Linked DNA regions of Homo sapiens: all the other regions are linked to region 3. Evidence: chromatin loops called from intact Hi-C (ENCODE). Cell type or tissue: Caco-2. All regions are shown on one strand.

Region 1 (8,000 bases), 200 kb before region 3:
ATCCATTCTATAAAGCAAGAATTGGCACACCACAGCCCACAGGGCCAGACTTGGACAGCAGCCTCTTGATACCACCACAAATTAAGAATGATTTTTACATTTTAAAAGCACTGAAAAAATTCAAAAGAATTATGTTTCATGACACATGAAAGTTTTATAAAACTCAGATTTCCATACCAATAAATAAAATGCCATTGGTACACAGCCACATTTACCTACTGTCTAGAGCTGCTTTCAAATTGCAAGATGGTGTTGAGCAGTTGTGAAAGAATCAGTAGGGTCCCAAGGCCTAAAATACTTACTGTCTGGCCCTTTACAAAAGAAGTTTGCTAACCCCTGAGGTAGAGAAAAGGATCCATAGAAATAAAAGTAACAAACACTCTCAGAAATGTGACTTCAAAAATGAGTGACAAAAGTATGCAAAAAATGGCTATAAAATGCACCTGAAAGAATTTAACCTAATGGCAGTTGCCTGAGGCACAACTTTCTCAATTTCACCTGAAGGTTTCATTTTTCTGGCCCTGTGTCCCAGTGAGGAAGACCCAAGTCAACCTTGTGACAGGGATTTATCACGTCTTAACTTGAGCAATGCTGTGTTCCCACCAGCACTCTCAGAATGGAGGCCACACAATGTCTCCACTCCTGCATTCACTGGCTCAACTTGGTTTCTGAAGAATGCGAATTTAGTTCAAGGCACGGTTTCAAGCTGTTTTTGTTGATTTCCCACTATATTGTCTTCTCTAAATATTTTCTGGTTCAAGTGCATACGCTCAATTATGAAAATGAATTCTTACAAACAACCTGATCTGGGCGGATAGTTAACTCACACCATGAAGCTCAAATTTGCCAGTACAGGGAAAGGTATTTCTTTTTCTTTTCAGTCTTCAGGCTACAAGGTTGAAAGCCAGAAGCTATGTGTTATAAAATGTCCCTAGTTTTTCCCATGTTTTGTAGCACACATATTGATCTCTATGTCTTTGCCATTTACTTGTGTGTGGTCATCCCCAATTAGTGGGTTATTTTGTACTTTTCAAAGTTAAATTCTAAGTCAATACTTAGGGCGTACACCTAAGTCAAAGATGGCCTCCACCTTGAAGGAAAAAAATTATTACATTTCAACGAAAACCTACACATCATCTATAAACACACTCTTTCCAGCTGTCTGACTCTAGCCTTGTACAATGTCTTTGAGCTATTTTGCACCACTTCGTAAGTTGTAGATAACTGATAGATATATATAAATTCTGTCTTACAGGCTGTGATTTTAATTGACTTCCTACTGTGGAGAAAACAGTTTTATCTCAATTTGCAACTCATCTTAACTCTCTTTTAGTCCATATAAATTTGTGCCATTTTGACTTTTCCTTTGAGCCAGTTATAACATCTGCCTGGTTCTCTCAAATCATATAAGTAAAATAAAATCTTTAGCATGTGTTCATTTTTATACCTATATGAGTCATAACTTTACCTTTTACTGAAAATTATATTTTAATGACCCAAAAGATTAGTAAGAATTCAGATTTATTTCAAAATCTATCTTTAAAAACTTTAAATTTTGAGTGATTTCACCTTTAATATGAATTTAGTTGGAAGTAATATTAAGTTAGTTTAAATCATATAGAAAAATGAAATGTGATGAGAAGTGAACTTCTTTGTTCCCTTTTATTGCTTTTAAAATGATACAAGACAAAAATTGTGCAGAGGGGCAAGAAACAAATGTTAAACAAAAATTATTCTGACATGTGTTAAAATGGTAAGGAAGACTTTATTAAGGACTATTGCAATAGCAGTATTGCAACAGGGGAGAGAGATCAGGTTCAACTCCAAATACAACAAAGATAGATAGTCAGGGATTTATAGCCAGTGTTAGAGCAGATAAGGGGTTCAGTGGGTAGAAAACTACTAAGAGGAGTAAGGGAATTCTTGCTAAATTAATTCCTAACAGGATTCTTGCTAAAGGCAGGCCAATGACTTAGACATCAAGGGTGGGGTGAGAAACTTGATTAGACATCACGGTGACCAGCTATCACTTAAAAAGATTATTGCTAAAGCCAGGCTAGAAAGATCAAATACAGGAATGAGGTCTGGGGCCAAGGTCGCTAGTTGAGAAAAGGGCTCAGAGGAGTATAATTAAAGTTTGGGCAAGGAGAAAATCTTCATCATAGGTAATAGCAAATTTATAAAAGGACAATTCAATTCAATAAATCTTGTCCTCAAGGAATTTACAATCCACTGAAAAGAGATAATTAAGTCACCACAACCTGGTCAAATTACCTTGGTTTTACTTTGCAATTAAATTTTATTCCCATATGAATCTATATGTAAATAATCTCTTTAAAGAAAACAAATAAAATGAGAAGTTAAAGTTATTTCTATCTCTGTAATCTTTATTTTAACCTTTATTTTAACTTCAGGGGTACATATGCAGGCTTGTTACAGAGGTAAACATGTGTCATGAGGGTTTGTTGTACAGATTATTTCATTACCCACATGTTAAACCTAGTACCCATTAGTTATTTTTCCTGATCCTCTCCCTCCTCTCTCCCACCCTCCAATAGGCCCTAGTGTGTGTTGTTCCCCTCTATGTGTCCATGTGTTCTCATCATTTTGCTCCCACTTATAAATGAGAATATGCAGCATTTGGTTTTCTGTTCATGTGTTAGTTTGCTAAGGATAATGGCCTCCATCTCCATCCGTGTTCCTGCAAAGGACATGATCTTGTTCTTTTTTTGGCTGCATAGTATTTAATGGTGTATATGTACCACCTTTTCTTTACCCAGTCTATCATTGATAGGCATTTAGGTTGATTCCATATCTTTGCTATTGTGAATAGTGTTGCAATGAACATATGCATGCATGTGTGTTTATAACACAATGATTTATACTCCTTCAGGTATATAGCCAAGATTTTTCCATAATCCCACTGGTATTAGATACCCAAAAAAATCCCATTGGTATTATATACCCAAAAAATACCAATGGGATTATCAGATTACTGGACCAAATGATATTTCTGTCTTTAGGTCTTTGAGGAATCACTACACTATCTTCCATAATGGTTGAACTAATTTACACTCCCACCAAAGGTGTATAAACATTCTTTTTTCTCCACAACCTCACTAGCGTCTGTTACTTTTTTAGCTTGTTAATAGTAGCCATTCTGACTGGTGTGAGATGGTATCTCATTGCGGTGTTGATTTGCATTTCTCTAATGATCAGTGATGTTGAGCTTTTTTGCACACGATTTTTGGCCGCATGTATGTCTTCTTTTGAAAAGTGTCTATCAAGTCCTTTGCCCACTTTTTTATGGGGTTCATTTTTTCCTTGTAAATTTGTTAAGTTCCTTATAGATGCTGGATATTAGACTTCTGTCAAATGCATAGTTCGCAAAAATGTTCTTCCATTCTATAGGTTGTCTGTTTAGTCTGCTGATAGTTCCTTTTGTTATGCAGAAGCTCTTTCATTATCTCTATAATCTTAATTTATAGACTAAAATATTAATTTGAAAATATACCAACTAAAGTGTATCACACACCTAAATCAAGGATTTTATAAAATACACTAAAACAGAAACTAAACATAGACTATTTATTCAACTTTCATATAAGCAAAAGACACCACTATTGGCCACCAACCTCACTACTCCCAGCCTGTGAAACAGGATGATTATGGGTATTTGTGAAATCTAAACATCACCACTCACTACATTAAAATGAAATGGCAACAAATTTCCACAAGTCTTTTTACTCAAAGTGTGGTGGCCCAACCCAGCAATCTGGGCATCACCTGGCACTTGTTATAAATGCAGACCCTCAGGCCCCACCTGCTGAATCTACATTGTACCAAGATCCCCAGAAAATTCTTATGTACATGAAAGTTTGAAAACCATGGATCCAGAAGTGTGTGAAAACATAACTACTGCCAGAATTTTTAGCATATTCCCTTATTCATCTCTTTTTTATGAAACTAAACGTAGTGGTTTTGCTGATAGAGATGGACGGGGGAAAAGAAATTTTGTTGTGACCAAAGTTGCTGCATTTTTTGCCTAGGGGTGGACCTAAAGTTTCATGTCAATCATTTTGTTTTGTGAGCAAAATCAAAGTCATGGGGAAAAAGGAGAGGGTGCAGAAAGAAGAAAATTGTGAATACATAGAATTTTATCACTGGAAGACAGAAAACAATCTCAATTATATATATAGTATATGTACTCAATACAGTAATGGTTAAATAAACCATGACACAACTATGCAAGAGCATATATAAAGACATTAAAAATAACAAGGTCATTTTTCATGTACCAAGATGCAGTGATCTCTAATGTAAACTTAGCTTAAAATATGCAAGGGGAAAAATGCAAGGGCAGCACAGCATATATAATGACTTATTATTCATGTAAGGAAAAGGACATAAGTGTGCATATGCATAGAACATCTCTGGAATGACACACAAGAAAGACACACAATGGTTACTGCCCAGAGGGGAGCTGAGGCACGAGGGACAGAAATGGAAGGAGACTGACATCCCACTGTGCATCTTTTAACATCTTTTGAATTATGTGATAGTATTATCCAATTAAAACAATATTTTAATCTAAGCATTGAAGAATTCCTAAAAAGTAGATAAAATACAGTTACTAAGATAATAAAGGAATCCCTTCTTCATTTTCCCTCATAGATGGTTATGTGACTATGTCCAAACACTTTCTGTGAGTTACAGATCTGAGAAGTTGTGTCTAAAATTCACTGACACTGGAGCTTAAATCCACGTGCCTAGAATGCTCCTCACTGCCCCCACACAACCCCTGAGAGCCCCCACTGATGCCAGTTCTCTCTGCAACACAAACTAAGCCTCTTCCTGTCTCAGCTGTGAACACATTTGCAGAAGGCTATTGTGGTTTTCCTTAGTCAGGGGTCAGAATGGCCAGCAGGGGCAGGCAGGTATCCTAAACGAGTAAAGCAGGCCTAGCCAAAACAAAGTGAGCCTTTACCCCTCCACCTGCAATGAAACAGGGCAGCAACTATTCTGCTCCAAGGAAATACTACCATGGAGGAGACAGGGCCAGATGTTGCCATGTCTTCCCAGGGATGTCAGAAGCTGCTAAATTTATTTTAAATACCTTGATTTAAAAATGTTAATATTTTAATTTTTTAAAAACAGTTTACAGACCAAATAAAATACATGTGCAGCTAGATGTAACCTAGAAGTTCATAATCCATCCTGTCATCTTTCGTGTGTGGAACCATGAACATTTCTCTTTTTGTTATTTTCTCATTGGAGCTGCTGAAAAGAAAAAAAAAATCTCTTTTTAAAAAACTCAAACAGCTATATTTTGGAGATTCGACAATTTACTAATCTATCACTCCAAAATGTGCTGTATAATTTATTTGACAGTCACTGTGCTTGCCTAAGAACTAAAAATAACCTCATTGTATGTGTGTGTGTTGTTTCTAAAGACCTGTGGTATTTATTATTGTTAGAATGCTTTCGATGTCTTTGGTGGTATGAACTGTGAGGTATCTCTGAAGGATAGCATTTCACTGTATTTCACAGAATATACATATACAGTCCATCAAAACTCTGGGGGTTATTTGCAAAACATAGTTCTCATTTTCCAACAAGCTTTCAGCGGAAGAAAGTTTCATAGAAAAAAATACAAATTTCCTACCACTCTACTTTGTGAGAACCTAAAGAGACTGTTAGGTTATAAAAAAGAAAATTGAGGGATAAATTTAACACTTAAAAGTGACTCTTCTAGCAGGAGGTTTGGGCACCCAGCCAGATTAAGGAGAAGTAGCTTTATACACACATCTTAACAGCAGTCTGAATATCAAATCTTCACTACTCTTTGCTTAAAGCCCAGTACCTACTGAGTCATCCCAGCCAGCATGTCCCTTCTAACTTGTCATCCTGTTTGTTATCACTCTATGCCCTCTGCAGTACTCTGGACTTTGAATGTGAGATTACTTTATTTAAGTGAACTGCAATTGAAAAAAGAACTCTTTTGATTGAATCTTGACCTGCAGTAATTGGGAACTTATGTAAGGACCCCATGATACTCATATTAAGGGGAGTGTGGGAGGATCCCACTACTAAAGCCTGGCTGCAGAAGAGGGATAATGGAAACTGCAGGTGTTAGAAAGGTACCAACATACATCTTCCCCCTATAGTACATGGACTCAGTTTTTACATATGGCTATGCTTTCTATTCTGCTTAAGTAACATAAAAACTGATTAGGAAACTCAAGATCTTGCACTACATATAAAATCTGCATCCATTGCTTATGGTCTAAAGTAAATGCAACAACTGACAATTCTTACAGAGTCTCAAAACCAAGAACCACCATGATAAAACAATTATACTGCAATGCTGAGGAAAGAGACATTTAATTACAGATATAATTTATGTGAGTAAGCATAATCATTTTAAATTTCTAAATAAATAGGCATGTCATTAAATATAAAGCATCAGGAAAGGATTTCAAAATCTGTATGGTTCATCTGCGTTGGCAAATTTGATCTATTCAGAGTTTACTCTGGGCGGGGGGGACCTCATGATTCCATCTTTATGGCCCAACTGTTGATTAACTTCCAAATGAAAATGCTTGATTCAGCATGTATTTTCTGTAAGAAAGGTATTTTTCACATGCTATAGCCAGGCCAATCTGTGTCTTCAATTGTTGTTAAGACACTAGTATATCTTTAAATCTTTTCCACTTATTAATTTCAGCAGATTATTTGTACACATTTCTCAGGCTATTCTGATATTTCAAATGCCTTGAAAATGTTGTAGCTACATAAATTAAATGGGCAATTAAGATGTCACCATGCAATTCTATACAATACATACTTGCAATGGGATACTTGTGAGGGTACCATTATCCAAACTGTCCTATTCATCAGCCTTTCTAGAACTTTAGAGATGGGAGTCAGTCAGCTGGGTTCCAGTCATGGTGAATGGCATGCAATGATCTCGAGGAAACCACAAAGCACATCTTCCTATGTTTGCATTTCCTCATCTATTAAATGAAGAGAAGACCTGGATCCTAACAGGACGTCTGCGAAACCCTCACGAAAGGTTAAGAAAAGAATAAAGAACATGACAAAGGTAAGGTTTACATGCTCTTATTGTGGCAGAAGGGAAAAAAAAGCAGAAATGCATATAAATACCTCACAGTTTGTCACACAAAGCACACATTTAAAAAACAATAACAAAAAACAACAAAAATAAGCAACCAAAAATAATTAACAGTAGTTCAAGTAATTTAAACCTGTATTCTCTCCTGAAGAAATACCAGATAGGTAAAATATACTCCCGAGCCACCACAAACTCTCCTAAAATCCCTTTGTCCATTTCTGCCACTTTCAACATCCATCTTCCACCCAGATGCCAGCTTGACCACCTCCCCCATCAAAGTCACCAGACTGAGCTCTAGGAAAGTCTTCATTAAATAGTGAACACATGACATATACTATCAACTCAGCTTGACCTTACAACATAGGTGCTATGGTTTGAATGATGGTGTCCCTTCCAAACTTAAATTTAATTAATTAATAATTAATTAAATTGTTGAAACTTAAGCCCCAGTGCAACAGTATTGGGAGATGTGGCCCTTGGGTAGCGATTAAGTCATGAGGGCGAGGCTCTCATGACTGGGATTAGCACCCTTATAAAAGGGCTTGAGGTCAAAAGGAGTACTCTCTTGCCCATGTGTCCCTCCTGCCATGTGAGGACATGGTGTACTTCCCTCCAGAGGATGCAGCAACAAAGCACCATCTTGGAATTAGAGAGCAGCCCTCAACAGACACCAGTCCTACTGGTGCATTGATCTTGGACTTCTCAGCCTCCAGAACTGTGACAAATTTCTGTGGTTTACAAATGACCAAGTCTGTGATATTTTGCTACAGCAGCACAAACAGCTTAAGACAATGGATAACTAATCTAAGTTCCAAAACTAGTGGGCTTTTGACATGCCTTGGAAGTAGACAGATAAAGCAGTAGC
Region 2 (8,000 bases), 530 kb before region 3:
TTTGTTCTCTTTGTGGTTTTCTGTTTTCTTTGCCCAGACTTCTTATAAGCTATTTGAACACTTTTTGGAATTCTGTTTTGATTTATCTAAAGTGTCTTTCAGTGCATTTCTGTATATAATTTTTTAAAGGTTTCTCTAGGTATTACTTTATATATTTATAACTAAACAGTTTACTGGTGTCATCATTTTACCAGTTTGAGTAACATATAGAAACCCTATCTCCGCACTTTGCATCCCTTTATCTTCCCCATTTATAATATAATTATTTTAAATACTTCCTTTACATGCATTTACATCCACATCAGAATATTGCAATTTTTGCTTCAAACTTCAAACACAATTAGAGCTCTCAAGAGTACAAATGTTTTTGCTATGTTTTTTTCTTCCTTTCTGATGTTGAAGAGATCCATTTTTAATTGTCTTCTTTCCAATTAGATAACTCTTTTCTTTTCTTTCGAGGCAGAGTCTCACCGTGTCATCCAGGCTGGAGAGTGCAGTGATGCAATTATGCAAATTCTTTTAGTTTTCCGGCTGGGCGTGGTGGCTCACGCCTGTAATCCCAGCACTTTGGGAAGCCGAGGCAGGCGGATTGCCTGAGCTCAGGAGTTCGCGACGAACCTGGGCAACACGGTGAAACCCGTCTCTACTAAAATACAAAAAATTAGCCGGGCGTGGTGGTGGGCGCCTGTAGTCCCAGCGACTCAGGAGGCTGAGGCAGGAGAATCGCTTGAACCCGGGAGGCAGAGCTTGCAGTGAGTCGAGATCGCGCCACCGCACTCCAGCCTGGGCGACAGAGCAAGACTCCGTCTCAAAAACAAAAACAAAAACAAACAAACAAACAAACAAAAAACACAAATTCTCTTAGTTTTCCTTCATCTGATAATATTTTTACTTCCCCTTTATTCCTGAGGATATTTTCACAGGCAATAGGATACTGGCTTGACTGTTGATTGTTATCTGCATTCAGGACTTTGAAAGCTTTAAGTTCCTGAGTCTCAGCAGAAACTCAAAAATAATACATGTAGGAAGAGCTAAAAAAATATACAATAAACCGGATCCTATCGAATTTAAATGTCACCAGGCTACAAGAAACTGATTCTGGCAGAAAAAATAAACATGTGAAAAATAATTACAATAATGTGTGATAAGTGCAAAAATGCAGGTATGTACTTGTCACGATGCTGACACACAGAGAGAATCAGCACTGCTTGAGAGAATCAGTGAAAACTTCTCAGAGATGTGTGAACCAGGTTCTGAAAGTTAGGTAGTAAAAGGACTTCCTGGGTGAAGGGGAACCCAGCACGAAAGCCCTGAGAAAAGCGGAAAAGATGGTACATTTGAGAATCTGTGAGACTGAATGCCTGGCTGAGGTATAGAACACCCATTGGAACAAGCAAGAGATGCAGTAGAAAAGACAGCTAAGGGAAGGATGCTGGGCTAGAGGGCCTCATCCTCTACTAAGGAGTAAACTTTATCCTGTGTACCACGAGGAGCTACCGAACAGACGAAAATGGTGAGTGTAATATTTAAAGCAATGATTGCTACTATAACACTCTTTTTAAAGTAGCTTTTCCATGAATTATTAACATTATCTTTAGTCTAATACGTATCAAAATTTAGTTTATGGACTGGTAGGATGTGTTAATGGCCAATAAAAGTAAAAGACTCAGCCGATTCCCTGCCTTCTACACTCCATTTTACACACACTCCATCCTGCCTGCCGAATGACTTCAGTGTCTCTGTGACCAGTGAGTGAAGCAGCATGCAATGAGATCATGGCTAGATGGCAGCACATTCAGTGAAGTGCTTCAGCTTTCCTGTTGCTTCTGATTCCCTGGCATTTGTCAGTGTCTGTCAAAACATTAACATTTCTTAATGTATATTTTGCATTATTTACTAAATGAAAATTTTCCAATGACAGTGGCTGAGAAAAAAAAATCAGATTTACATACAGTATGTCAAGTTCACATTCGATGCCCCAGAAATGCCCAGTCCCCAAAGACCTCTAGGGACTGCAGCTCATTTGTTGTCCCTCTCCCTCTCCCGTTTATTATGCTGACCCTCTGCCCAGCCACATAGCTCACCCCACCCCCTTAGAAGCATCTAGAGTTGGCTCTAGACATGAAATGGAATAGATTTCTGCATTTACATAACTGCTATCGCACTTCTGGTGAAAAGTAGTTTCAGAAAAACACAGAAAAAAATAAACAGAAGAATAAAAAGTGTCTATGTGATAACATAAGGGCTTATTTAACTACGTCTTTATTTCCTTTACAGTCCAACTATTTTTTTTTTAAAACTGCATGCCACCTTCATGCTGCCTCTCAGAGGGGACTTGATCTTATTTAGACCCGGTGGCGAGGGTCCTTCAGCTCCGTGAGGAGCTCTCTAGCACTCAGTCCTCTTTAGAGGAAAGATATCTTCAGAGCCTAAAGGCCTTGAAAGAAATGACACATTTTTAAAAACAGAAAAACAAGCATGAAAGTGGCCCATCAGAAATGAAGGTGTGAACTAGAATACAATAGACAGCGAGGAAGGAGCCAAAAATCCTCACCCAGGCAGGCCAGGATATATGCAGATAGGGAGGAAATTGGGAGGCATTCCTTTGCTAATAAAGATGATTTTTCTTCTAATTTTCACATCTTTCATGATGTATCTTTTGTTTTTTGTTTTCTCTCTATGACTGCTGTTCTAAAATAAGTGGGCTTTAAGAATATGAACTACAGTCCGCATGTTTGCCAGCCCCATATTCTGCGATGAACTTGACATGTGAATGAATCAATTCTGCAGAGGTGAAAAGTTATTCCTACAAAGTCCCCAGTTTTCCTTGTGAGAAAGATCCCTACTTACCTGTAAACTTGTTAATTAAATGTCAAAGGTTTTTATATCAAGGACAATAACACAAGCCAACCTGGGAATCTGCTTGTCTGAAATAGGTAAAGAGTGTCTGTGTTTATTTAGAATTGATTGTACACTTTCCTTCATTCTCTACATAGATTTTATTTTCTCCCCACATTCTTCTTTTTCTGTATTGCCTTGAGGGCTTTCTCTTATAATTATGTGACAAATTATATCTGAATTATGTTCAAATAAGCAAGGAGACTGACGTTTTCTGTTAAAAACATATGGCCTATCAGTAATGAATGAAGTTTTGCCCATATCATGACATGACTTTATTGAAGGCACCATCTCATATATGCAGTTTTCAATGTGGTGTCTAACAGATTTGTGTAAAATGTCTAAAATTAAGCAAATGCAATTATATGAGTTAGTATCATCTTATCATGTACATTTTGCTTGATAATAGAAAAGCAAATGAAAAGTTTATTAGCTTATTACAACAGTCTGTTTTTGATTTTTACTTTAGACTCTATTCCTCTTTATTTTCTCCTCTTCTGTTTCGGGTCATTATTTTATCTGGAGAACCCAAAATCCAATTCTTCATCTGTATTTACCACATAGATCTTTAGATTCTCTTACCAATCCAACAGATTTCTGAATATTTAACTACCCTATTGTAAGTTGTCTTGTTTAGAAGAAATGGAATCTAAGATTGTGGCAGTAAAGGACAAGCTGTCAATGTGTTAAATAAATTCCTGTTGAAAAGTAACGGCATGCACTGTGTGTTAACATAATTTATTAGAACAATTAGAACCCATCCTTGTTGTCTTTTAATTAGATTATTCCCTGTTCTGGTAATTACACTAGACAAGGGAGAATAATAGTCTTGGGATTCTAAAATCATCTGTAGACTATGTGGAAAGAGAATAAATAATCAATAATGCTAATGTACCGGAAAACTTAAATTCCCAGAAAGAGATCTTTTATCATGAGCAATCCTTTGTATAAACAGCATTATTTCTCAATGTCTATGCTTATCTTGCCCAAAGTTGAAAAGTGAAGACACTGGACAAATAACAGATATTTATTTTACTGTCAGAAACCTGGTTGGGCTGGGCCACCTCTGGCCTCTAGTGGCTCAGACATTGCTTCAGTCCCTTGCAAAATGCCAACAAGAAACCGCAAATGAAGGATTTAAAATTCCATGCAGAGCAGCATATCTAGCAGTCTGAATGCCTAAGGGAAAGGATGCAGGGCTTTTAAGTTCTGGTCCTAGGTGAGGAATCATAAAGTTCCTCAATTTAAAAAAATATATACAAATGGACAAAAATGTCTTAGAACTGAGAAGGCTACTAAATATTAAAAAAAAATTTCTGATATTTCCATACATGAAGATGTTATTTGCAGAAATTAATAGGCAGGCTGTATGTCAGGAAAGTTTCTGGCTCTCAGGGATGGGCTGAGGCCTTTAGATGTGAATCGAACTACATCTCTGGTTTTATGTTTGGAAGACCATAGGGAATTCCAGTGCTCCAAGGACGCTCCGAGGGCCTACACAACTGTCATCAAGCATGTTAGGACATCCTAGAGAGTAGTTCCCAAAACTTCTAGGCTTCAGAATCTTGACAAAGTCATGGGTGGGCATATCCTGCCCTCACGGATAACCCTACAGTTGAGTAGAAGGATGCTGGAATGCACAGAATTGACACCAGTGAATCTGGAGTTCTCTGTAGTAATGAGCAACACAAATATCTCACCAACAGTCCCACTGTTATCCGAGTCTGCCTTAGTCAATGTAAACTCCTAATGAGACCATGTCTAGACAGTATTGATCTCCCACCAGAAAAAAAAAAAGAACTCAGAGTGTGACTTCTTTTCTAGCTTAGCCCAAATGACACCCTAAAACATGCTCTTTCATTCACTCATTGCTAACACTTTTCATAACCTGAGATATTTTATCAACTAGGCAGCCAAGGACCCATAGGCTTCTTCGCAAGGTATATGTGATATTTTTTATATTTAAAACATCTTTGATATTCAAATAGCAGATAAGAAAGTTACTTAAGCTTATTAAAGAACCTAGAGAAATTAAATGAGTGTATATATATATACATATATATATGAGTGTATATATATATATATATTTTTTTTTTTTTTTTTTTCCCTTGCTAGGCAAAGGAGACAGGCCTTTAAAAAATGAAAGTCCACATAAGATTAAGGTGTGATCATTCAAGTTAATGTGGGCAAGATATCTAAAGGAGAAATCATTAGCTTAAGCTATCCAAAGGATTTTACACACAGTCCTGTGGTTTAGGAGCAGAGGATCACCCGTACTACTGTGCTATCCATCCCAGCTGGGAAGACATGGTTCTTTATAGAAGTACCCCTTAAAATTGTCAGGGGTGCTATTAAGTACTTAGGGTTCCCCACTATTCTTATCTCCAGACTGGTCAAATCTACCAGGCATCTTTCTGATATATCAGATAGATATAATCTATCATAGATATACCAAAGATTTATTTGCATCTGAGTGTCCTGTGGTGAGGCATTCCACAGCAGGCTGTGCATCAGGTCTGTCTGCAGAAAGTAAGAAAGAAAGGAATACAGTTTAAAATTCACGTAGGAATGGAGTTTAAAAACTCCCCAGGCAATGTGAAGGTGAGTTAGGACTGGGAACCACAAGCTAAAAAGGAGAACCACAGAGAATTCTTTCTGACTTTGGGGCTGAAATGAAGCTGACCGAGGCATTCAGGTGGTTCCAGAGGCTGGAAAGTCTCATACGACAGGTTTTTTTCTCACAAAAGAGAAGTGAAATAAGTACCTTATTATGTTCCAATAATATCAAGATACAAATCTATCTTTTAGAAAAATGCTAAATAAAAACACAGTCAGAGAGAGACTTCCACCACTATAAATAGTTTCTTATAAATGCCACCTAGAGACAAAATTATCATTTCTATGATCCTAACCAAAAGAGCCTTGCATGTCTTGGAAATACTTTGCCCTCTAAAGCAACCAGAAGAACATTCCTTCAGTCTATGTGTTCTTGTGCTGGATTTTGAAACTTTTGAGCATTTGCTCCCAAAGTGAAATTTAAAAGGCTAACAGCAGGGACACCTGGATAACTAGAAAACTTACCTATTGATATCACAGGCTGCTTCTCCAAATATAATTTCTTGCAAGCATAGTAAAAATCCTATACTTGTTTGAAATGAAATGAAGGAAAGCCTATCATGAATTTCTTTTTCTCTGTGTTAATGAAAGACACGAGCACACCATGATAAGCAGGAGAGAATGACCTAGTGTTCATCCTTCTCTTCTTGTCCAACGCAGGTAACTATAGGTGGGCTCTGGGTAGAGTATATGATTGCTGCATATTTCTAAGAAATAAAGTTAATTTACAGGCTACCTCAATCCTGACACTCTAGGGGTAAGGCAAGCACGCATGTATGTATTTCTGGTAATCAAGAGGGAGAAATAGCAGTGAAAAATAGAGCTTGGATATATATCTTAAAGACATGCCACTGATTTCAAAATAGGGCAAGAGCACTTATGATTTAATATAATTTTGTTGGAAAAAGTTAACTCTCTCCAAGGAAATACAGAGCTTAGCAAATACCTTATAAATAATACAAAGGCATACTATAGTGTTTAGTAGAATCTTATTCACCCATTCTGATTTGGACAAATGTTAAATGAGACAAACAGGAGAAAAGTTTATTGATTAGGTAACCGATTAAAATTTTGGTGAAAAGCAGAAGTAGTAAGTTCCAGAAACAAGAAATAAATCATGTATATCAACAAGAGGAATGAAGGCATTTTGTGCAATCCTGGGGAATAGATTTTCTTAGGTATTTCATAAAATCATTGACTCTAGGGCAGGAAAAAACCCTACACACATAAACCCACAGCATTCTTTTTCCTGCCTCCACAGTTGTAAAGGCCCGATGATAAAACCTGTTTCCTAAGACTTCCCCAGAATGTGATTCAACACATTTTCTATTTTTTTAAAAAAAAATTTCTGCCACTTAATTTCATGTGATAATTTTCCCCAATGACTAACCAAATATGCTTCACTATTATATAAATCAATTCTTTCTTAATGCCACAAGTGAAAGTGCAAAGGTAGCTAATGGTTTTCTTCTCATAAAAATCACACTTTGGCTTTTTCCTTTCATATGTAATTAATCATATTTGTGACAATCTTCCAAACTTACTTGAAATTTTTCTGAATCCCTTTCAAATCAGGACAAGAACTAGAAATGTCTATACAGGTTTAATATGAAGTAAAGAAAATGTTTTTCATTTTCTTGATTTATTTCTGAATTCAGCTTGCTCTTCATTAGCGCTACATAGCTGCCTTATTATTCTTGGTCCCCTATGACCCCCTGATCATTTTCCCTGAGGGTGCATATTTATTCACTAACTATGTTACAATCATGTGATCTGCTGGATTTTTTCTGATAGTCTACTCTAGATTTGTTCTAAATTAATAAATCCCATTATTTTTGGCTTCTACTACTTCTATTTATTAAATTCATTCTGAATATGAAGTTTATTTTCAAAGGAATTCATAATTCTTTACTCCAAGCTTGGTTCTAACAATGAATTTAATAAGAATTGTATTTAATCAATGTTTAAATATATTAAGGGCAAATTTTGTAAAAATGTTAGTGTTCCAAGCTTTCCATTTCCCCACAAATTAATTTTTTTAGCCTTTCCCCTTAATCCACTTTCTTAAAAAATAAAATTTTTTTTGTGATGCAGAATTATGTGAACAATAAGAAAAAAATAATTAGAAAGGTAGGAGTAAACTAAAAACAAACAAACAAACAAAAAAAAAAACCAAAAAACTAAGGCTGCAGACTTAATAGAACTACCATAGCTACTTAAGGGTAAATGATTAAGAGAGAGACAACGTCTGGCTTCTGAGCAGAGCACAGAGAGAAAGATCACCAGGAAGAAAAAAGATAACAGGGAATTTTAAGGACAGTTGCCATGTGTAATGCATAAAATAGTTTTCAAAATTCTTGGAGAGGTAAAAATAAAATTTAGATTTATTTTTTAATTATTTCACTTGCGATGCTATCTTAAGATTGAACCACATGGGGCCCCAGAATTTATTTAGGTTATACAAATATCCTCCAATTCTGATGCTG
Region 3 (8,000 bases):
CCCATGTGTAAGGGCAGAATCCAAAGGAGCTTCTGGGAGGCCCGCTACAGCACACATGGAAGGCAGTGGGGATGTTCCTTGACTCAGTTATTTGCCTTTCCTGCTCAGTTAACATGAAGGACCTGTCAATGTCATTCTGTTTGAAGGCTGAGCATCACAGAGTAGTTTCCTTGACCCCACACTACTCAGCCATGCACATTTAACTTCAATGTACTTTAACTTAAATTCTAAGTCAACCTAAATGGTCTAAGCCAGGAATCAGCAAACATTTTCCTTTTTTTTTTTTTTCCTGAGACGAAGTTTTCCTCTGTCACCCAGGCTAGAGTGGAGTGTCAAGATCTCGACTCACTGCAACCTCTGCCTCCTGGGTTCAAGAAATTCTTCTGCCTCAGCCTCCAGAGTAGCTGGGATTATAGGCGCCCACCACTGTGCCTGGCTAATTTTTTTTTTTTTTTTTTTTTTGTATTTTTGGTAGAGACAGGGTTTCACCATGTTGGCCAGGCTGGTCTTGAACTCCTAACCTCCTGATCCACCCACCTCAGCCTCTCAAAGTGCTGGGATTACAGGCATGGACCACTGTGCCCAGACACATTTTCTTGAAGGAACAGATATTAAGCATCTTAGGTTTGTGGGTCATACATAGATTTACATAGTCTAAAGCTGATTTTAAGCGACAATAAAACTTAAACAGATGTGGCTGTGTTCCAATAAAACTATATTTGTAAAATCAGACAAGGAACACTGCAGGCTATAGTTTGCCATCTCCTGATCTAGGGAAGCTCTGTACTATCATAAAGCCAAGGCTTCTAATGCGACAGGGTAAACAGGTTAAGAAATCATCTCTTCCTAACTTTCACCGTATTCTTTTCTTCTCCTCCTTAGAAAGGAGCCAGGGCTTTATGTACTGGAGTACTGAGCTTCCCTTGCCCAGAGAAAACTTGAAGACTTTGTTTTTAAAAACCTCAAATTAGGCCAGGCATGGTGGCTCAGCCTATAATCCCAGCACTTTGGGAGGCCGAGGCAGGCAGATTACCTGAGGTCAGGAGTTCAAGACCAGCCTGGCCAACGTGGTGAAACCCCGATGTGCACCTGTGGTCCTAGCTACTCAGGAGCATGAGGAGGAAATCCCTTGAAGCCAGAGGCTGGAAGTTGCAATGAGCCAAGATTGTGCCACTGCACTCCAACCTGGGCTACAGAGCGAGATTCCAGCCTGGGTTACAGAGTGAGACTCCATCTCAAACAAAAAAAAATCCCTCAAATAACAGAGCAATATAATAATTATAAGAATAGTTGACCTTTACTGAAGGTTTACTAAGTGCCAGGCATGGTGCAAAGAATGCCTCATGACAATTACATTATTTCTTCCTCACCACAACCTTATGCAGCAGGGATTTATTGTCATTCTCACTTGCCAGGAAACTGAGGCTTAGGGAGCTCCAAGGCATAGAGAGGTCTGGGGAAAATGATGATTTCAACACAGGAAGGCTGATAACAGAGCCTGTGGCCTTAACTGCCACATGTATTAGAATGCTAGAACTGGAAGTGCCAGAGATGGAGGTTCTCAAAAATTGAAGTGATGGAAAATAACCTGAACCCAGAGAAAGCTGAATTACCCCAAAACCAGGGAATGAAAGGGCTCAGTGAAAGTGCAGACGCACGCCCCATTACCTATGATTGACAGGAGCTTTGATGGAGCAAGTATGTGAATCCCTGGGGACTGAGCACTAAGCTTAATGTTAAAAGATGGTATGAAGTCCCAGCAGCCACATCTGGCATGGAAGAGAAGAAAGAGGGGCTTCAGAACCAACCTCCCTGAAATGAACCCAGATTAGAGAGAAAAAAAGAGTCACCACTAATTGAGTTTTCTTTTTATTTATTTATCAATTTAATTAATTAATTATTTATTTTAACTTTTAGTTTAGGTTTGGGGGTACATATGAAGGTTTGTTACATAGGTAAACACTTGTCACAGAGATTTGTCATGGATATTATTTCATCACCCAGGTATCAAGCCCAGTACCCTGATTTTTCTTAATACTCATTAAGTCCCTGGAACCATTTTCCAGCCCTGAGGGGAGGGGGTACCCGAAATAACTCTGATTAGGCATCATGCCAAGTAGACTGGTGAGGTCTGAGTTAGATGTTATTTAATTTGGCAAACTAAAGAAATATGAGTTTCCTTATCATCAAGAATCATAGAACAAATCCATCCTACAAAACTGGGGCTTGAGGGAAGGGATGGTAAAGAGATGCTACCTGTGGTGATGGAGCAAAGAATAGGAAGCTTAAGTTTCTAGCTTGCATGAGTAGAGTTGGTCATTGAAGGAATGGGCTAGTTTTGAAGAATAAGAAGTGGAGTGGTGGGAGGTATAAATCATCTAATTCAAATTAGCAGGGCATGATGGTACATGCCTGTAGTCCCAGCTACTCAGGAGGCTGAGGTGGTGTATCGCTTGAGCCCAGGAGTTTGTAGCTGTAGTAAGCTATGATTGCCCTACTGTACTCCAGCCTGGGTGGCAGAGCAAGATTCTGCCTCTAAAAAATAAATAATAATAATAATCTGATTCAATCTTCATGATCATAGCAAAAAGTTACTCAACACTGTCCTAGGAACGCATACTAAACTTGCCTTCTGTTTCTATGCTAAACAATACTGGGACAAAACAATAAATTACTCAGTTCTTTGCTCCAAAGAATAACTACTCCTGGAAGATTAGACTGTCAACTAATTAAATAGCTTACTTATCAAAACTAACATCAACATTTGGTTCAAAGTTTCACCTTTTTCCCACCAATCAAAAATTAGTATGCCATAACCTCAGCCCAATTCCAATCAGTTTCTGCTTTGCAAGACTAGCCTGAAAAATCACCCTAAACTCTACAGATATCTTTCCCTGACCTCTTCCTTCTGAGACACGACTAGAAGTCTATGAACGTGTTCTCCCTACTGGAATAAGTCTAAAAACTCAGCTTTGCTTGGTCAACAGGCTTTTCTGATGGTCCTTCTGAGGAGTCAGCAGTTGACAATGCAATTGGAACAATTAAAAAATAGTAGGAAATGAATATCATTTAGAGATACTAAGGTAATCACTTGAAAACAGAAATGGTTAAAAGGGTCTCCCTCTGGTGGTGGGGAGGGGACAGAGCAGGGGACAACTGCATTCATGACAAGTCTTTCTGTACAGCTTTTTAAACATGTGTGCATATTACTTTGATAAAAACATATCAAACATTTTAAAAATAGTAGTAATGCAGTGGCTGTTAGGCACTTTTCTCCAACCAAGAGAGCCAGCACTACTCCTTCTGGATTTAACCCTAAAAACAATATAATACGGAGGTAACAAAGAAACATTACAAGTATGTCCATCCCTGTTACACAGACAGAAAAGTCATAGCATAATAAGTATATTTTACAGGCACAGGGATGAGACCAAGGGCATGGAAATATTGCCAGAGTCTGTGCTGTAGGACTTCCTACAGATTATGATTGTTTCAATGAGTTGACCTAAATGAGTTTGGAATTGGGTCCCACTCCATACCCCCACTTCCATCTGCTCAGGCTACACACATTCCCAGCCAACTTCTACTCTGAACTCACCTCCAACAAGAAAGTGTCACGAGGGAAGAAGTCATTTTTCTTATAGGACAGACCATCTTCCTGGGCCTCAATTATTTTTTAATCTTAAATCTTAGAAAGGAAATTACCTTTTCAGATTGGAAACCACTTTCTGCCTAGCTCCAGCTTGAGTTGACCTATGAAGCATTTTGCTATGAGAGTGCTGTGTTCTTAGTATTTGGAAGACCGATGGAACATTGAGGGGAGGTTATGGAAGTAATTTGAGAGGTCTCAGCAGACCAAATGCAAATATACTTCTGTTCAAAAAATAAATATGTATGTGAAGAGCTTCTTTGAAAGAACTTGTTTTGTTTTGTTTTGTTTTGTTTTGTTTTGTTTTGTTTTGTTTTTTTGAGGCAGAGTCTCACTCTGTTGCCGAGGCGGGAGTACAGCAGTGTGATCTCAGCTCACTCAGCCTCGACCTCCCAGGCTCAAGCCATACTCCCACCTCAGCCTCCCAAGTAGCTGGTACTACAGGCGTGTGCCACCAAGCCCAGTTACTTTTTTGTATTTTTAGTAGAGGCGACGTTTCTCCATGTTGCCCAGGCTGGTCTCAAATGCCTGAGCCTTAACTCAAGCAATCTGCCCTCCTTGGCTTCCCAAAGTGCTGAGATAACAGGTGTGTGCCATGGGGTCAGGCCTTGAAAGTATATTTTTATATACATCCATGTGCACACACACACACACACACAAACACGCGCACAAATACACACAAATGCCATCGGCAAAGATCCTTTTTTTCCATTTTAAAAACCATAAAACAAGTTGAGTCTGGATCTCCTTTCCCCCAGACCTTGGAACAAAAAAAAAGCTATTCACTGAGTCAAGCCTGTCACCCCCACACTTCAGAATCCAACACAGAGTTGGCTCAGATACACTTTCGTGACAGCAGTGTGACTTTTTTGAAAACTTCAACCCCTAGTTGAGGTAAGGGATATACTAACAAGTGTTTACTCAATAATCATTTGTTCAATAACATCTGCTGCACATCTCTACCTCCCAGGCACAGTACTAGAAACTGGAGATAGAGGTGGACATGACCAAAGTTCCTGTCCACAAAAAGTTACGGTCTAGTGCTTTTTGAGTAGTAAGTGCATTATAAAAATTTGATGACTAAGTGAATTAGTAAAAAATTATGTCTAAAATATAATATAATCACACCTGAGTGGTAGACCTGTCTTTAAAAATATTTTTCATGTCAATAAAAAGAAACTAAATTGGGAAAATATACTATGATAGGAGATATCTATGAAGATACCTTAGGGAGAAAAGACAGATACAAATCTCTATACACAGTTTTGCTTGTTAATGAGAAATATATACATATATATGTATTTCTTCCATGGAGATATATATATATATATCTCCATGGAAGAAAAAATAAGTCTATAATGAAGCAATCCAAAGTGTTAACTCTAATTTTTGTTAGAATTAGAAAGTATTCGTTTTCATATTTCTACTTTTCTATTTTTTTCAATTCTTCTGTACTAAACACACATTCTATATATAGGAGGAAATTTTATTTTTAGTAGAGAAAAAAATCACTATGGTAATTCCGCACATAGTAATAGAACTAGAATGAAGAGATCTTCAGAAAACATACCAGACTGACAAGCTAACCTCATTTCTATCAACTTTTCCTCGGTATCACAAGACAACTTTATTTTTGGTTCTCAAACCTTATATCTGAGCGGTGTGGGAGTTGCTAATGTACAGAAAAGAAACCAGCAACTCTGGCTCTGGAAGAAAACAGAAGAAACCTTTACAGCAGCACAATCCAGGAAACAATAAGGAACTTGTTTAAGGCAGCATACACCTGGCGCAGCAGATCCCTTAAAATCACACAAGCCTGGAAATGTTGTTAAATGGCCTCTTGTTATTTTTATTTCATAAGTTCCTGAACTCACGAAATTTCTAATAGTACATTTCATATTTAGTTTCTATTAAAGGAAGTTTTCATTCAACATAAATGGTAAGTATCATAGAAGAAACAGACAATAGCAGTTACAATAATAGCTAATGACTTTTATATGCTTACTATGTTCCAGGCACTGTACTATCCATCGCGCATGCAATTATTTCATGTAAAGGGGATTCTGAGCCCCATGAAATAAGTCCCATTCTTATTATACTTAAGGAGGAGGAAACTGAAGAGAGATGATAAGGAACTCACCGAAGATCCTAATGCTCAGTAGAAGAGCTGGCCTCAAACCCAAGTCTGACTGCACTTCACATCCCTAATGACTCAGCTTCTTAATTATTTACTGTTGTTTTTCTGTCCCTGTACCAAGAAATTTTCAAATTTTCAATATTGTTTCTAAAAACTGAGAGGGGAGAAAATGCAAAGTTTAAGCTTTAACAACCTCTATTTACCCCTTTCCCATCTTCCTTTCATTTTTTTAAAGAAAGTAAGGCTTTGGAGAAGGAAACATCCTAATAACTTCATTAAGGCTGAAAGAATCAGCCGTTACATATTATTTGATTGTTTTCACATCGTTTTTTGTCTTCTATCTTTTACTGAAGAAACACATGCCACATCATATTTGGTATTTCAACCAGTCTCAAGGGGTTTGATACAGAGAACAGCGTAGGCAGAATAATGGTCCCTCTGATTAATGTATTGCTTCAACTTAATATTTAGAATGTAGTGGAAACAATCAATAGGCACATACTCTTCTTGGGAGTTACAAATGTTTATTTAAACAAACTCAATGTTTCCTTTGTGTATACTGCACTCAACAGCTTGAAAATGGTTAGAAAACATCTACACTCTTGAAAATCTCAGGTAAAATGCTAGTGAATGGGAGAGGAATTGTGTGCGACAACAACAGCATGTACACACTTAAGGAGCATTATTCTCTTCTATTATTTGATACTTGAGTAAACTTGGTACTTGCTAAGTTGGGTTTGGACAAAATGTCCCACTCCTATTCAAAATCATGACAGCAAAACCGAAGCGGTTTTTCTCAACCTTCAGAGCCCTTAAGAAACATGGAGACTCATAAGCTCCAACTTCAGAAACTCCAGCTGCACTGGGCACCTGGGAATGAATACTTGACAAGCTTCCCCTGCTATTTGGATGCAGGTGGCATAATTCATACTTCAAGAAATACTGCTGTGAATAGGAGTGAATAAAAGCATGGGCTATAGAGTTGGCCATATCTATATTTAAATAATGGACCCTCCACTCACGGACATGGTGTCCTGAGTTGAACAACATAATCTCTCTAAGCCTCAGCTTCTATATCCATGAAATAGGAGGATAACAAGAGTATCTTGCAGAGTTGTGAGAGTGTGTGTGTGTGTGTGTGTGTGTGTGTGTGTGTGTGTGTGTGTGGAGAGAGAGAGAGAGAGGGGGAAAGAGAGAGAATGTTTGAATATATATATAATTACTATTTGAAAAGAGGAATCCTGTAGGCTCTAAAACCCTTGCTGGCTTGCTCTATTTCTCAGTCTTCTCTCAAGGATATTGATTCACCTTTGCATTTTTCTCTTAGTTAATCTTCCATGAGTATTAATTGTAGTTTGCTTTGATCATGAAGTCCCAAAATTTGTAAAAGCCTTATTAGGCATTCAAACAGTTCCTTCTACATTTCAAAATATTAGAACATCAGGAGAGTCTACTGCCTAATTTGGCCTTAGTTTGTACAATAATTGTAACTGGTCTCCTCGGATCTGTTCATGCAGAGCATAAATCCCTAAGAATGGAAGACCAATTAATTAGTTATTAAAGTATAGTGCAGATGTTTTCTAATAAGAGCATTCTATATATCTATTGATTTTTAAAGGATGCACACACACACAAGTGGACACTAAAATCTTTCTATTGCCAGGCGCCGTGGCTCACGCCTGTAATCCCAACAGTTTAGGAGGTCTAGGCAGGGGGATCACTTGAAGTCAGGAGTTCAAAACCAGCCTGGCTAACATGGTGAAACCCCGTCTCTACTAAAAATACAAAAATTAGCCAGGTGTGGTGGTGCACGCCTGTACTCAGGAGTCAGCCTGAGAATCACTTAAACCCACAAGGAGAAGGTTGCAGTGAGCTGAGATCGCATCACTGCACTCCAGCCTGGTCGTGACAAAGCAAGACTCTGTCTCAAAAATATGTAAATAAAATAAAATAAAATAAAATCTTTCTATTATGTTAGAACAATACATTAGTTGGAATTTCAGTTTCTACAACTTATAGAACTTTTACAAAAACATTATGCTATAGGCTGGGTGCAGTGGCTCACGCCTATAATCCCAGCACTTTGGGAGGCCGAGGTGGGTGGATCTCTTGAGCCCAGGAGTTCAAGACCATCATGGACAACATGGCGAAACCCCATCTTTACTAAAAATACAGAAAAAAATAGCCAGGCATGGTGGTGCTGGCCTGTAATCC

What was found. Peaks named below come from ENCODE experiments on the same cell type or tissue, not always from the same donor. Only the 100,000 strongest peaks of a DNase experiment are listed, where the experiment ranks them.
Region 1: it touches region 3 in a loop (5-fold over the local background); 2 of 110 quality-filtered maps call a loop at or near these places.
Region 2: it touches region 3 in a loop (3-fold over the local background); 3 of 110 quality-filtered maps call a loop at or near these places.

Annotation. Positions count from the first base shown.
Region 1 is chr3:61,167,986-61,175,985 of GRCh38, forward strand. The region is part of intron 2 of FHIT (fragile histidine triad diadenosine triphosphatase); the gene reads right to left. Among named protein-coding and RNA genes, the nearest start is that of FHIT, 79 kb to the right of the region's middle. RefSeq lists an enhancer at 5,805-5,914. In Caco-2, no CTCF peak of the experiment used is centred here; DNase peaks (open chromatin) are centred at 536 and 4,926.
Region 2 is chr3:60,837,662-60,845,661 of GRCh38, forward strand. All of the region lies in intron 3 of FHIT (fragile histidine triad diadenosine triphosphatase), which reads right to left. Among named protein-coding and RNA genes, the nearest start is that of MIR548BB, 220 kb to the left of the region's middle. In Caco-2, no CTCF peak of the experiment used is centred here; a DNase peak (open chromatin) is centred at 3,970.
Region 3 is chr3:61,368,201-61,376,200 of GRCh38, forward strand. All of the region lies in intron 3 of LOC105377114 (a long non-coding RNA gene), which reads right to left. Among named protein-coding and RNA genes, the nearest start is that of FHIT, 120 kb to the left of the region's middle. In Caco-2, a CTCF peak has its summit at 3,136 (motif pointing left); no DNase peak of the experiment used is centred here.